2 separate regions of the Homo sapiens genome follow, and region 1 is linked to region 2. The links are chromatin loops, found by intact Hi-C in ENCODE. Cell type or tissue: A673. All regions are shown on one strand.

Region 1 (2,500 bases), 400 kb before region 2:
TTTTCCTTTCCCTTCTCCAGTTCCTCCCATGGGGCTTTGGTGGGATGGACCCCACCCCAGATCTAGCCATTGCACTGGCCACTGGAATGGCTTCAGAGAAAGTCGTGCACCCCAATTTAGGCTAATGAGAGAATAGCTGGTTCTTATCTGGACCATGTGGTGTAAGAACAAGATCTTGTCTGCCTGGGTGTTCTGGGCCAACCCAAGGAGCCACACAAGATAGGATGGAGTGGGAGACAGGTACAGAGAGAGAGGGAAAGGTTGATTAGATACTGGATGACATGGTTTGAGTTACTGGATCAAGTCTCATTTGAAGCTAGAACTATTCCTGAACATCCAAGATTTTTTAGCTATTACATTCCTTTAGCCAGTTTTAATTGGGTTGCTTGCAACCCAAAGGATGCTACCTGACAGGCCATCTAGCCAGCTATCATTTGTGGGGTGACTGCCATGTGCTAGGTACTCTGCCAACAAGCAGTAGTGAGCCTGGCTGGGTGCTGCCCACGCTGAGGCTACGTCTCATAGGAAAAGGCAGATAATTACGTAAGCAATTAAAACAAAGTGGTCACTCCATTGTCCCAAAGCAGAGAGTGGATGATTGGATTGGCTCCATTGTTTTAAAGCCAGTCTTTACATATGTTTATGTGTGCCTATGCACAGGAAAACATTAGAGATGTGATCTGTTGGCTTATTTTACACTTTGCTTTATTTTTGCAGTGAACCTTAATTACTCTAAAATCAAGGGGGGAAATGCTATTAGAATCAAAATGATAAGTATGGTAAGCATTGTGCTGGGAGAGGTACTGGATGCTGTTAGGAGCACTTAGCAGGGACTGGCTTTAGGCAGCTGCATAACTGCAGGGAGCAGTAGAGAAGGTTCAGTGAGGCTCACTTGTGCATAGAGACCTTCCTGCCTCTGCCTGTATAGGCCCACCCTTAGCGAGGCCCTGGGGGTATCGGCTGGTCGGAGAAGCCAGGCACAGGAGCCTGGAGTCCCTGGCCTCTTCTCCAGACTGTCTGGGGCGTTGGCTCCCTGATCTGGCCGGGAGCATTTCCCCAGCTCATTCCTCTGCCTTACGGTGGAGAGCTGGTTACTGGAAGCACAAAGCCCTTTCCTTTCAGGGCTCCAGAAGCTGAACATTAAGAAACCATTGCAAATACAGTAATTGCTCAGAATGAGCATTAATGTCCTATTAAATAGAGGTGGCTGCTGTGGCTGGAATATCTAATTCAGCAGCCATTTCCTGAGAACCATGTTAATGTGATTTGAGCTAATTACCTCCTCTCTGCCTAAGCTCAGTCCAGAAATTACTGAGGCCTCTGCCCTTCAGTCTTTGGAGAAGCACAAGAATCCCTCACTCCCTTTCTCGGCAGGGGAGTTCCGGAGGTTCAGGCAGCAAGCAATCATCAATCAATCAGCGATTGGCCACTCTGTGCTTGACATTGGACTAGGTGCTGAGGAGGTGGGGACACTCATTAAATCTCATTCTGTGCCTTTGAGGCATTTGACATTTGTCTAAGAAGTCAGGACAACCGTGGCTAAGAAATGAAAGAATTGGAGAACATACAGGACAGCATGGACTCTTCATTAGTTCAGTCATTCTTGGTGGTAGAGGGCACACTGGTGGATAACACAGCTCTGGTCCCACAGTCATGGGAGCTTATGTTCTAATGAGACAGACATTGACTAAGCAATTGTGCAGTAGTTGACTAACCACAACAGTAATATGCGTGATGGATTATTACAGGATGTCATGAGAGAATAAAATGAGGAGTGGGGTGGAAACTGACCTAGCCTTTGGGGAAGGGGGTCTGAAAAAGCCTCCAAGGGAGTAGGAGACCCGAGAGTGAGCAGGAATGAGCAGAGCACAGGAGCGAAGGGGATCTCTTCACCTCCGCACTGTTTGCGGAGTATGGGGGCTGGGCACAGAGAGGAAAGGGCAGGGTGGTGCCCGGTAAAGCAGTACTGTCTCTCTGTCTTGCTGCCTGCAGCAGCATGTCGTGGTGCCCAGTGCCAGGACCTTGGAGTTGGGAGACCTGGGTTCCAGTGGCACCCTAGCTTTGTGTCCCCAGAGGAGTTACTCATGTGTTATTGAGAACACACGGTACACACCTGGGTTTCACCTCCTCAGGGGAAAACACTGGAGATTACTAACTTCCAGTGCGAAAATCCCATGATTATGTAAATTCTAGGTTCTGAGTCCTGCAGCAATGAGATGGAACCATCCTGCAAGGGTCTGTAGGGGTTGGAAGGGGAAAGAGTGTAGGGGGCCAAGTCAGACTATGGGGTCTGAGGGTATAAAGGGTGGTTCCATTCTGTGACCAGGAGCGAGTTCTCTTCCTTTCTGGGCCCTGCAGCTGCACTGTCGCAAGCCCTACAATTGGGCTTCTCTTGCGCAGCCCTCACTCCTGCAGCTGAGTTCTAGTCCAGCTAGAATTCCAGTCATGGAGACTACTTGAGTTCTTTTCCTGGGGCCTCTTGATCCCCTTGTAAATCAGA
Region 2 (2,500 bases):
TGAATTCATCAAAAGAATTCTTCATTTCTATTATGGTGTTTTTGATTTCTAGCATTTCTTTTTAGATCTTTGTTAGAATGCCTATCTCTCTGCCCATATTACCCATCTGTTCTTGCATGTTGCTCACGTTCCCATTAGAGCCCTTAGCATATTAACCATAGTTGTTTTAAATTCCCAGTCTAATTCCAAGATCTCCGCCATGTTTGAGTCTGCTTCTGAGATCTGCTCTCTCTCTTCAAACTGGCAGTGGGGGGTTGTCTTTTATGCCTTGTCATGTTTTGTTGCAAGCTAAACATGATGTACTGGGTAAAAGGGATCTGGTACTGGTTCCCACAGAGTTTTCTGCTCCTGGGCTTTGCTCCACTAATTGATTCTCTGTATCTGACTGTTCATCCTTCCATTTGGGGGGCAGCTGCTTGCCCTATGCTGGGTTTTCTGATTGCTTTAAGAAGAGCTGTTCACTTTAAGTTTATTCAGCTTTTTCTCTTGTTGTGTGGATGGAAGAGACAACTTCCAAGCTCCTTACCTGCTGGACTGGAAGCCCAAAGAAGTCTTTAATTTGGAATTCTATTCACCAGTTTATGAACAGCACTGAAGGATTTGCTTTTAGAATTTTAAAATGAAAGTTTTTAACCACTCACTTGTATTCTTACTTAGTGAATGACAGGGAAGAACTAGGCTTTTGCCTTCATATGAGGATGTTTAGTGAGATCCAGTTCTCTTCTTATCGACACAGAACTTTAGAGGACTCTGTGTCCCATTTTGCAGGTGAGCACAGCTAGGTTCAGACAGGTAAAGTGATTTTCTAACTTTGCATAGCCGAAGAAAGGTCTTGGGCCCAAATCCAGGTCTCCTGAGTGAGTTCAGCATTCATTCCATGTCTTATATGTCACCCTGGTCCACCATCCCAAAGTCAATGAGAGTCCTTTAACCTTCGTTCACAGAGATGATAGTCACATCGGCAAAGAATCTGGAGGACAGGTGTGGGTGGCCTTATTAGAGAGTGAGAGGTAAGGAAGTGATACTAGGAAGACTCAGAGCCAAGAAGCAGCATTCTGATTAGAGAAAGATGTGTTTTGAAAAGGAAAAGGGACTTGGAGGCTGTAGGAATGTGAGTCACCTTCCTTGTTACTCCCTGGAGTTCAGCACCCTGCCCAAATCCGGCAATTGTCTGCACAGCAATGCCCTCTAGTGGTTTGAAGAAAGAGATCCTTTTCCCAAAACTTAGCTACAGTAGAAACTTCAAACTTGAGTCTCTGGGAGGGAAAGAAGCTGTCCTTCCTCCATGCTTCTCTTTGGTTCAGAGATTTGTCTAAACAGTGTTTTTCTCAAAATATACTTTCTAATGTATTTTTATTCAACAATCTGAAGACATTTAGAAACGTGAGTGATGGAAAGCATTAACCCATATGGAGAACCATATGTACCTAAGCTTGAGGATGGGAGAGGGAAAGCCACAGAAACACACACACACTAAAGACATCCTGGGATATGCACACGTAACTACAAATACTTGTGGTGGTTAAAGGTTTTGTGAGCCTTAAAGGTTATGAAATTTGGGAAGCTCCCTTTGATAAAAGAAATATAAAAATACAAATGCAAAATTAGATACAGAGCCATGAAAGGGTCTCCTTCATCAGCTTCATAGTGAATAAACTTCACATGTACCCATATGTTTGTGCACACGCAAAGAGGAAATTAAAGTGTAGAGTTACTTTTATTTTTTATGCTATTCCTGAAGTCCTATAGCTAGTGAGAATAAAATCACTTTGGAAAGCTGCACACTTATTTCTATGATGTTACCATTGTTTAGAATTTATCTGGAATTACAGGAATTGCCTTCAGATCCTGTGACATATTCCTCAAAATACCATTAATCATGGTAACTTTTATCATTTCAGTGCAGATTCATTTTTATTTGAAATAGCCAAGGCCACACAGAGCCTATTCTGGTAAGTACTGAGATAGGTAGTTAGGCCGGATATGCTGTTTTTGGTCAAGAGTAAAAAGTCATTTAAATAAACCATCAAACTATTTTTCCCATTTATTGCTTCTGTGCTAGTCTGTGAACAAGCTTCTCTGAAAAGGAACTCCAACATATTTTTAGCAATAAAAAAAATCATTTGGATTCGGAATGTAGATGGTACCCACGAGAATGTGACACGGTCTTACAACTATATGAAGATAATTGACCAGGGGCCCAGCCACTGAAGTGTGAAATCCATTTACCTGTTCACACAGAGGCCAGGCCTCCCCGGGCTGCTCCCAGCTCAGAAAAGAACGTAGCAGGGACTGAAGGAAGACTCATCCCTAGCAGGGACACCTCTTGATGACCAGCTTTGGCTCAAAGACATCCCAAGACTTTGCTGAACCATTTGTAGACTACACAGAAATCTAGGATGTTTCCATCAAACCTTCTCTTTCTCCATCCTTCACTCAAGGTCAAACTTGCCTCATGGTCTGATGTTTCTCCCAGCTTGCCTCCCTCTGATCCTACCCC

What was found. A loop is a pair of places that touch in the nucleus more often than their neighbours do. Peaks named below come from ENCODE experiments on the same cell type or tissue, not always from the same donor. Only the 100,000 strongest peaks of a DNase experiment are listed, where the experiment ranks them.
Region 1: it touches region 2 in a loop (2.8-fold over the local background); 11 of 110 quality-filtered maps call a loop at or near these places.

Annotation. Positions count from the first base shown.
Region 1 is chr17:10,747,718-10,750,217 of GRCh38, forward strand. The region is part of intron 1 of TMEM220-AS1 (TMEM220 antisense RNA 1); the gene reads left to right. Among named protein-coding and RNA genes, the nearest start is that of TMEM220, 19 kb to the left of the region's middle. RefSeq lists an enhancer at 941-1,490. In A673, no CTCF peak of the experiment used is centred here; a DNase peak (open chromatin) is centred at 1,254.
Region 2 is chr17:11,143,634-11,146,133 of GRCh38, forward strand. No RefSeq gene overlaps it. Among named protein-coding and RNA genes, the nearest start is that of SHISA6, 96 kb to the right of the region's middle. In A673, a CTCF peak has its summit at 1,186 (motif pointing left); a DNase peak (open chromatin) is centred at 1,168.